Linked DNA regions of Mus musculus: region 2 is linked to region 1. Evidence: chromatin loops called from intact Hi-C (ENCODE). Cell type or tissue: left cerebral cortex. All regions are shown on one strand. Each heading gives the region's core, and the rest is flanking DNA. Links, peaks and the distances in the headings are about the cores only.

What was found. Hi-C counts contacts between places; a loop is a spot of excess contacts. Peaks named below come from ENCODE experiments on the same cell type or tissue, not always from the same donor. Only the 100,000 strongest peaks of a DNase experiment are listed, where the experiment ranks them.
Region 2: it touches region 1 in a loop (2.4-fold over the local background); 3 of 42 quality-filtered maps call a loop at or near these places.

Annotation. Positions count from the first base shown.
Region 1 is chr12:59,507,515-59,512,902 of GRCm38, reverse strand. It overlaps Gm51997 (a long non-coding RNA gene), which reads right to left. Exons shown (of 3, transcript XR_003950242.1): 3 at 2,314-2,463. Among named protein-coding and RNA genes, the nearest start is that of Gm51997, 21 kb to the right of the region's middle. In left cerebral cortex, for the core only: a CTCF peak has its summit at 2,856; a DNase peak (open chromatin) is centred at 2,834; H3K27ac peaks cover 293 bases.
Region 2 is chr12:59,795,565-59,800,952 of GRCm38, reverse strand. No RefSeq gene overlaps it. Among named protein-coding and RNA genes, the nearest start is that of Gm22673, 130 kb to the right of the region's middle. In left cerebral cortex, for the core only: a CTCF peak has its summit at 2,721 (motif pointing left); a DNase peak (open chromatin) is centred at 2,694; H3K27ac peaks cover 212 bases.

The DNA.
Region 1 (5,388 bases), core at 60-5,059:
GAGTGAGGTAACACAATCACAAAAGAACTCACACAATATGTACTCACTGATAAGTGGATATTACCCCAGAAATTTAGAATACCCAAGATATAAGATACAATTTGCTAAACACATGAAACTCAAGAAGAACGAAGACCAAAGTGTGGACACTTTGCCCCTTCTTAGAATTGGGAACAAAACAACCATGGAAGGAGTTACAGAGACACAGTTTGGAGCTGAGACGAAAGGATAGACCATCTAGAGACTGCCATATCTGGGGATCCATCCCATAATCAGCTTCCAAACGCTGACAGCATTGCATACATTAGCAAGATTTTGCTGAAAGGACCCAGATATGGCTGTCTCTTGTGAGACTATGCCGGGGCCTGGCAAACACAGAAGTGGATGCTCACAGTCAGCTATTGGATGGATCACAGGGCCCCCAAGGGAGGAGCTAGAGAAAGTACCCAAGGAGCTGAAGGTATCTGCAATCCTATAGGTGGAACAACAATATGAACTAACCAATACCCACCCCCACCCCCCACCCCCGATCTCGTGTCTCTAGCTGCATATGAATCAGAAGATGGCCTAGTTGGTCATCAATGGAAAGAGAGGCCCATTGGTCATGCAAACTTTATATGCCTCAGTGTAGGGGAACGCCAGGGCCAAGAAGTGGGAGTGGGTGGATAGAGGAGTGGGTGGGGGAGCATGTGGGGGGCTTTTGGGATAGCATTGGAAATGTAAATGAAATAAATACCCAATTAAAAAATAAATAAATAAATAGAAACTAATAAAATAATTTTGTTTAAAAAGAAAAAAGAAAAAGTTTGCTGGAGAAGGGGAGGAGCAAAGAATGCAGATTCTAATTAGAAAGGGTTTGAAGTCAAAGAAGAATCATTGCCCTCCCTCCCCCACCCCTCCACCCCCACTGCTAGATGAACACATGGATATCTAAGAATTAAAAGGCAGTGACTGAAGCAAGCCCGTTGAGCCTACTCCAGAGGTGACACACTCTTCATTTGAAGGCTGAGCTCCTGCAATGGTGCCCTGGGGCTTCTGCAGGTTCCTTCCTTACCACAGAAGTTACTCAAACTTAATCCATTTTATGAAGAAGGGCTTAAAATAAGATGTCATTTGAAAGATAATTGATCAAAGAAGAACAAAAGGTAACGGAGAAATCTTAGCATATCAGCTTATTAAATGTCAGAGTACCTGACGAAGCCATATATAGTGAGTACTCTTAATTATGCCCTACAATGGCTCCTCAGGCAGAACGTGATGATGAATTGTGCCAGCTGCACAGGCTCAGGATGCTAAACAAGTTTGTCATTGTTTCCCAGGCTCTTGGCAGTGACAAATTAAGTCACTTCTTTTACTAAATCCTTCAGGAACTTCAATATGATCAAACCTTGATTTTTTTCAATAATTTTAATTAATATATTCCATAGTCAATAAGACTGATAAACTTGAGACACCTCAAACCTGTTTTAATAAAACTGACTCACAAAATAGTAAGGCAAGAAGCCCGAATACAGACCTTGACAGCTGTGCAGACTAACTCTGTGTATTCAGTAAACATTGGTTCTCACAAAGAGGTTCCCTGAGTTTGTAGATATGCAAAATAAGACTTGAACATTGTTGTTAATTAAGAAAATAAAATTCAAGGACACAGCTTATTTTTTATGTGAGTGAAAACAGGTGGAGCAACGTGAAAGAGTCATCATTTCATGAGAAATCTGTTACTGAATTAATCACAAGAAAATGTTTTCCGAAGGAATTTTCAGAAAGGGCGTGATGATATTTATAACCTCCAGTAACGTACTTAAATATGCATTTTGTGTTGATTAAGAAGCTTGGTTCTGTTCTCCGTACTCGTCATCTGCCGCTCTTTCCTTTACCATAGGTTAACTCTCATTTGTGCTGGACACATTTGTTGTGAAAAACTGTCGTCTGTACTGGAGGGTTCTTAACAGTGTCCTTAGGCTCTACTGACATTCTAGATGCTGCTAGCAACGCTTCTCTGTCACCAGTTTCAACAATCAAAAGTGTCAGGGCCAGTGAAGTGGCTCTAAGGATAAAGGAACCACACCAGACAACCTGAGTTCGATCCCTGAGACCTCATGGTGGGTGGAGTGAGTTGGTTCCTTCAGTTGTCCTCTGACATCCATTTGTCCTCTGACATCCATTCCACACTGTGACACACACACACACACACACACTGTGCATGCCAGCTCGTGTGAGAGACAGAGATAGAGACAGAGAGAGTACATTTCAATAACCTGTAATGATAAATTCTTCTAAATGTCTTCAGACGTTTTTACCCAAGGGGTTGCAATTGCTGCACTCTGAGCTAATGATGTAAAACATTGAGCCGTTACTTCTTCTTGTTCTCAGCTGCTGTTTTCATAGTTCTCAAGGAGGCACTTGGACTCTCATTGAACAGACGAGGGTATGGTGACATTCGGACCAGCTGCTCCAGTAATTCTAATAGAGAGGAGGAAGTAAAAACATCTCTGATGTAACTAAATAGCATGACAACTGGCCCAATACATGCAAATAATGTCCAAAGCCCAGAACAGTTCTGCTGCCTTGTAACTGAAACCTGATCATAAAGAGAGCTATTGACCTTCATGTGAGGAAATGGCAAATAAGAGCACTTTTTGAAAATACTGTTATATCCAAGTCCTTCTATTAAAATCAGCAGTCTGGCAAGGCTACATGAAAAACCTTGTCAAGACATTAAAGGCAGGCAGCTCATGTTTGGCTGTGTCCATTTTACATGTTGTTGTGTATTACGATACTAGCTCTAAACTGAAATGTCAGTGAGAAAAAAATACCAAAAGGACAATGTTTTGAGGTAGAGCTAAGCTGCCACCTAGAGAAAATAGAAATGACGGCACCCCGGCCATCTCTATGTATTGCAAGGAAAACATTGGTCTATTGTCTTGTAACTCAAAGGCCCCAAAACCATGTGAAACATCTACACATCATATTCTTAAGCTATATGGATCCGTTTTAACTATGATTTTGAATTTTTTGAATACAATAGGCTAACACAGTCTTTTAGAAGTTGAAAACAATTCCTATCACTGCTGAACAAAAGCAGAGGATCTCTACGGAGGACACTGTACCGTGACCACTGCAAAACAGCCACGGTCCAGTGTTAAGGTTTTCATTTCCAGGTAGAAAAATCTGTTCCTGTGAGTGAGTGAGACCAAGTGATAGATGTTTTTCAGTGTTTATCACCTTTCCAATAACAATCAGTCCTTTGAATGAAGTCAGGTTTACAACATTATGGCTGGTAAAACCCAGTAGAATCCTTAAGTTGGGGGAAGAGAAGGTTGCTTATACAGCCCAGTGGGAATAAATGGTGCGACTCAAAAGTCTAAAAATAACTTGAGTTTGAGCTAAAGCATGCAGCACATCCAAAATTCCTGGGGCTATATGAGCCTCCTTTTCTAAATGTAATAGTATAATTGAACACTCATTAGGTTCTCCAGACCATAAACCATTGCCTGGTTAAGGTAGGCATTTGGGAAGCTAAATGACCTCTCTTAGGCCATGAGGGTCCCATTTAGTAAATTACTACTTCAGTGCACTGCATGACACCCTTGTGGCCTGGTAGTGGATTCCAAAAGAGCTTAATTTACACACTGGGAGAATCTGGTGCTCATTAGGAGAACGAAGGATGCCTGCTCAAATATCCACATAGAACAGAAAGTATCATGCCCACCCAAAAGGAAAGTGGCTTGGAGAGTCAGATGTCACTGTCCCAGAACAGTAGACCTGCGTGATGAAGCCTACAGCTGCCTAATTACAAGACATGAGATTTCACCTTGAGATTTTGAGTTGCTTATTTATTTTGCCTGTTTCTTAATAGTGCTTTTTGGCAGTTTTGCACAAACAGTGATAGGTTCACTGGATCCAAAGGGTTTTTAAGTGGGGTAGGTACACTTCAAAGATAAGTGTTTGCATGCACCTGTACCAGTCAGTGAATAAAATCAAATTATTTAGGGATGACATGTCTCTTTTTCTCTTGATTTTATTACGTATTTCAACAATTTGCAATGTTTTGTCAAGAGTTTGCCTTCCAGAATTCATCAGAAAGCATCTGCTCTTACATTCAAATTTATCTAAAAATAACACATTTCTTTCCAACAATACCAGAAATTATATGTACTTTACTCAAAGCCTCACCTGTGAAACACATCATTGTCTGGTACCTTTCTTATAAGAACCATTATTTGAAGATAAAACAATGCCTTGGTGTGGAGGGGCATCTAGAATGAAAATTCTATGATAATTAGGTCATACATATCTTTGTTTTCCTTTTTTGGAAAATAGATATTTTTCTCACATAATATATCCTGATTATATTTTCCCACCCCCCCCCATTCCTCCTATTTCCTCCCCACATCCTCTACCATTAACATGATATGATATAACAAAAACTAACAGATCAGAATAGGACGAAACACACAAAAGGAAAAGAGCCCAAGAAAAGGCTCAAGAAACAGAAATACACTCATTCACACACTTTGGAATCCCATAAAAACACTAAACTGGAAGCCATAAATATGCAAAGAACCTTTAGGGTAAAAAGAGAGAAGAAAAAAATATGTAAGTAAAATATGATTAAACTATATAGGGACAGAGAAGGGCCTGACGAGTACAGAACATCCAGAGATGCCCTTGGGTTGGTTTTTCTCTTTGCTATCTACTGCGGGGCATACAGCCTATGCATTAGGATAGTTTGTTTCCCCAGTAAGAGTCCCTTGTAGAAAACTAAATTTTCCTTTGCAAGTTGCTATCAATTGAAGACTGCTTAGGGGTTAAGGATGGGGTCGGGGTGTCCTCTTGCCCTTTCAGCTCCAAAATCCCACTGTTGTATGTCCTGTGCATGCTACCTCTGTCTCTGTGAGTTCCTATGAACCTTGATCATGTTGATTTAGAAGACCATTTTCTTGGTGTCTTCCATCCACTCTGGCTCTTAAATTCTTTCTGCCTCCTCTTCTACAGGGTTTCCTTAGCCCTGAGAGGAGAGATTTGATAGAGACATCCCAATTAGGGTTGGGTTGAGTTAGGGTCTCTTATTCTCTACATAATGTTGAGCTGTGGGTCTCTGTATTTGTTCCCATCTGTTGAAGAAGGAAGCTTCTCTAGTAATAGCTAAGCAAGCTATTGATATATGGTGTTGCAAATAGCTCTGGGGCTATTTGTAATTTGATGCTAATTCCCTTCTTCTGTGAGGGGATGCAAACAAGGAATGAGTCAGCACTCAGGTAAACTCCTGTAAACCTTTCCACCTTAATTTGTAAAATAAAGGCGAGAGCTGGTGTTTGGACAAAGGAAGGGAAGGTGGAGCTAAAAGTTGGAAAGAGAAAGGATGCAAAGAACTCAATTAGATAA
Region 2 (5,388 bases), core at 190-5,189, 290 kb before region 1:
ACACAAGAAACTCAAGATGATCATTTCTTAATGACAGGAAAAAAAAAACATGAATGATGACTGTGATTCTCTACTATGCACCGGATTAAAACTGGAACAATATTGCCCTCAGATTACCATGTCATTAAAGCACAGACCCCAAAGAATTTGTCTTTACAGTTTTGTGAAGAATATTACAATCCCAATAACTAATCTGTTTACCTTACCCTGAAAATATATTCACAATTACAGTCCTTGTGGGTGATAAGACTCTGCAGAGTTAGCTAATCCGTGTGTCTACCAGTGTTAAACTAGATGCAGCATCGCCGAGTCTTTAAGTTTGATTTATATGATTTAGAAAAAAAAAAAACCCACATTCTGTTTCATGTTTAAGCATGGGACTCTATATTTTTATTCTTCCCAGTGAGAAAAATGAAATAAAACATTAGGCACAAGTCTGTGGAGTCAGGGGTTCTACTCCAAAAGCCAACTGGCAACTACAAGTTATGATAAACTAGCTTTCTTATTCTTCTTAGGGATACAATGTAATGTTTGGTCTTCAAGAGCTACTGTGATAAACCGGGAAGAGCTTCCTTTCCCTTAGATGGAATTCCGGTTCCATTTCTAAGCGCCCAGTCACAGCCTGCTGCTGACCAGGCATTTCCTTAGTGGTCCTCTAGGGAAAGCAATGGCCCCATAACCATTTAATTCTCTCCAATCCTCATACTTTCTCAATTGGTGTGTTTATCTCTTTTAGTTACTTTCTGGATAAAATACAAATGATTTAAAACAATTGATTTGTGAACCTGAAATGGACAACGTCATGAGTTACTGGAATCTAAGTATTTAACTAATGCCTTCTAATATATTGTTAACTGGCTATGCAGAAACAACAGGTTAGCTAAGTTCAAATTCTAGAAATTTAAATTTTAAGACTAAATAAACTACAGAGTGTTGATTATGTAGAATACAGACATGTTTTAAGCCAGAAATATATCTAGGCTATCTAATATCTATGATTTTTAATTCCATAACTTGCCTGAGAGATTTTTTTAAATATATATCAACCAAGCCACAAACCCAAATAAAGAAGCCTTTGGTGGAAAATTTTTTAAGTCTATATTTTCCTAAGAATGTTCAATTTATTCTATCTTTTAAAATAACTCCAAGATTAAACAAGAAGCTAATGTTTTCAATGACTTTTAGCACAAAGTATAAAAATAGAAGAGAGGGGCTTTTGGAAGAAAATAAAAGCCCACTTATCTTCCTCTTTGAAAGGGGAGGGGAATCTAAGAGGAAAGACAATGTTAGAGAGACAATGTTGTTATTTGTCTAAGATCCTACAGAGAAACCTCTCACAGATGCTTAAATCTGCACCCGGACCTCATGTTGGTCTCAGTGTCAGTGCACAGAGACAATGATTCCAGAGCACAAACCCCAGAGTTATTTAGAAGTTCAGCATCATCAAGAATAAGCCTGGGTCCAATCTTCACTCCAAGCACCATTCCGACAAGGCAATAGATATAGATAGATACATAGATAGATAGATAGATAGATAGATAGATAGATAGATAGATAGACAGACAAACATGCAAGCCAGGTATGGTGATGCACATCATTAATCACAGCATCGGGGAAGCAGAGACAGGCAAATCTCTGTGAGTTGGAAGCCAGCCTGATTTATAAAACAGAGTACCAGGACAGCTTCTAGGCTCTGCCCCACAGTTACCTGGCAACAGCCAGGTATGCCTGACTCACTATAAAAGGGGCTACTTGCCCCATCCTCACCCTCTTACTCTCTTATTCTCTCTGTTCCTTCTCTCTCCCATTCCCCTCCCACCTCCATGTGTTCCTGGCTGGCCTCTCCTCCCTCTCTGTCTATCTCTCTATCGCTGTCTCTCTGTCTCTATCTCTGTCTCTCTCTCTCTGTCTCTGTCTCTCTCTCTCTCTCCCTCCCTCCCTCCTTTCCCGCCTCTCCCTGCCTTTCTCTATCTCTACTCCAACCTCAACTCCCCTCCCCATGCCCTAAATAGACTCTATTTTATACTATATCTGTCATATGGCTGGTACCTCAGGGGGAAGGGATGCCTCAACATGGGCCAGCAGAGGTACCCCCTTCCACCTCACCATACTGTGCCTCAACCAAACATGTCCTGGTTCTTTCTTTCTTATTTATAAAACACAGCAACAGCCAAGATTGTAGCACAGAAAAACTAGATAGATAGATAGATAGATAGATAGATAGATAGATAGATAGATAGATTGCATAAAACAGGAAGAAAACATTGTTTCAAATGAAAACTAATCTATGTCATCATGATTATAAGAATTTCAGACTAGTCAGAGGGAGGAGCTTAAGACTTCAAATCTGTAGCAGTCAGGGGAAATAACATTCATGACTGTACATTTTAACAGTATATCAGATTGCCATTTCTAATTACTTGAATCGTTGTGAGTACCCACTTTTATTTTTAGTCACTCTTTGTCCTTGATTGGAGAATCCCTCGGATACAGAGGCAAGCAGATGCATTATGAATGGAGGAATTGTTCTTAAGCTCAGATTTATTCTTAGATTTTTCACAGGGAAAACGCATATTTAACGTTTTGTCATACCTTTATAGGTCAATTGCATAATGCTTCATGTACACTTCATCTGAAGATGAACATTTAATGGAATGTGTCAAGAATTCCCTTCTCTAGCTTGGAGTTAGCTTTAAAATGCCATCATAACTACAAGGATGCCACCATGTGGCCGAAGGGTGCTTTCTTGAAAGCTGTATAGCATAACCTAAAGGGTAATAATGTAGAAAATGAACAATTTAAAATCCAGATTTCCTGAGTGAGATTCTGATATTTATCAGACCTTATAGTCTGCTTTTGCCTTACTTATAATTCTCTATTTAATTGACAAGTGCCCAATTCATCTGCAATGTAATTCGTTTCACTTTTACTGCATTCTCAATTCCAGCTGTCACAGAAGCAGAACAATCGCTGCTAGGGCCTTTACTGTGAGAGGAGACTCATTATAATAATAATAATGATTTATGTGTAAGATAAAGGCATCTAAAGAATCCTTATGCCCTTCAAACATATATTCATAGTAAAGCAATTCCTACTCCACTCTTCAACCCTTTGGACAATTGCTTAGCCGTCCTTTTGTCAATACTAATGAACCACTGTGTGTTTTTTCTTTTTATATCGTTATTAGACAATTAAAGGCACGCTGAACGATGCACTTTCTAAAAATGACAGTCCAGAGTAGTATAGATTTTTAGAAAAGCAGCAGAAGTGGGTCACTTTAACAAAGGAAATTCTGCTGCAAGTGGATCTCGAAGAACGTGTACCTGTTATCCTCTGTATCAAAATAACCAATTTCAAGCACTCAATGAATCTTTTTCATTAAAGCAACTTGAAACTGCTATTATTAGAATGTCATTACAGGAAACTCCAAATGCTACTGCCAGTCATCTAAAGTTCAGCAAAATGGAATCAAAGAACAGAGCCAGAGTGCATTCATCTCAAAACTCAGTCTTGAGATTCAAAGGCAAGGTGTTTGCAGTAGCTTGAAGGTAAATGACCTGCAGGCTCTATGGTGGTTTGATAAATATGACCTCCAAGATTTCTGTGTGCTTGGCTCATAGGGAGTAGCACCATTAGGAGGTATGGCCTTCTTGGCATAGCCTGACCTTGTTAAAAGAATTGTGGCAATGTTGGGATGGGCTTTGAGGTCTCCTATGCTCAAGCCCTGCCCAGTGTGGAAGACAGTCCCCTTTTCCTTCCAGCAATCAAGATGTAGAACTCTCAGCTCCTTCTTCACCACCATTTCTACCTGCATGCTGCTGTACTTCCCACCATGATGATAATAGACTAAACCTCTGAAACTGCAAGCCAGCTTCAATGAAATGTTTTCCTTTGTAAGAGTTGCCTTGGTCACAATGTCCCTTCAAAGCAATAAAATTTTAACTAAAGTAGGTTCATATGTCTGAATGCTTGGTACAGAGTTAGAGGAATTCTTTGGAACAGATTACTAAGTGTGGCCTTGTTGGAGGAGGTGGGTGTGCCACTGCGGTTGGCTTTGAAGTTTCAAAATCCCAAACCATTGCTATTAGCTCCTTCTTTGTCCTGTGCTTGTGGATCACATGTGGCTTTCTTTCACCTCCCTGCCTGCTGTGCCTACTGTCATGCTTCCGGCCATGATGGCCATGGACTCTCCCTGTGAAACTGTAAGCATGCTTTCATGCTTTATTCTACGTGTTGCCTTGGTCATGATGTTCTGTCACAGAACAGAACAGTAGCTAAAACAGTTAACTTGCCAGTTACCTCCTGAAAATCGTCAGGAGATAATTTATTGTAAAATTATTATCCTGCCAACAAAATGATTAACAAAAGAACCAAAAATTATTGGCTGAGAATGAGAAAACTAAATATTATTAATGAATACAATAGTACAGAATGAAAACATGGTGCTTCGGTGTTTTTCTAACACATGTTCTGGAAAACTTTTTTCTTCCTCAAATGAAGCATCAAGGAAGTGGTCTGCATTTTTTAAGCACTTGAGAAGCAGAGATTGAGGAAATCTGTGTGAATTTTGAAATCAGCTTGGTCTACATAGTAATTTTCAAACCAGCTATGGCTGGAGAGTAAGGATCTGGAGACAGAGACACAGATACAGAGACACAGAGAAAGACAGAGACTGACGGGGGGACCTACAAAAGGGACGGACATTCAGGAAGTTGGGAGTGATTATTAGTAGGAAAAGAAATACTCAAATTGTCCAAGTTCACGTCTAAATTAAATAAAAAATTAAAGTCTATGCCTCTTCCTATGACATATCCTAATAACCTAGTAACAATGCAGGCTCCCTCTGCTTCGCTTGTTTTGAGCTGTGATTGCAACAGTTCTTACACTCACGCACAATTAACCCCAAAGGTCCCACTTGGATTTCTTCCTCTTTATCAGCAATATCCACTGTGCTCTGGGTTCCTTTCATCTCTTCTGTTATTGCTACTACTTGACAATAAATTTAAGTTATGAAGATATAACAGTTTAAATCCTGTCTTCACTATTTTTAGCTCTGAGTCTTGGTTAACTAACCCCGAGACTCAGTTCCCTCTTCTATAAAATGAAGACACGAGTGTTTACTGCAGGAAGCTGACAGAGAGTCTAACAAACAAATGTGAAAGTATAAATGGAGAAAGCACTGGCTTCCATTGGCTTTGTTTCTTTAGTTGTATTCGCTCATCTGCCACCAGGGCCTTCCTTTGTCTCCCACATTTACAGTCACCTGCATCTTCAGCCTATGGTAACCCTGAACCTTCCTCTTCTACTAAATCCTGTGTGGGTCTCAGTACAAAGCCATTCTAGGTAAATTACCACATTTTCTCATTTTGCTTAAAGCTCTCAGTGATC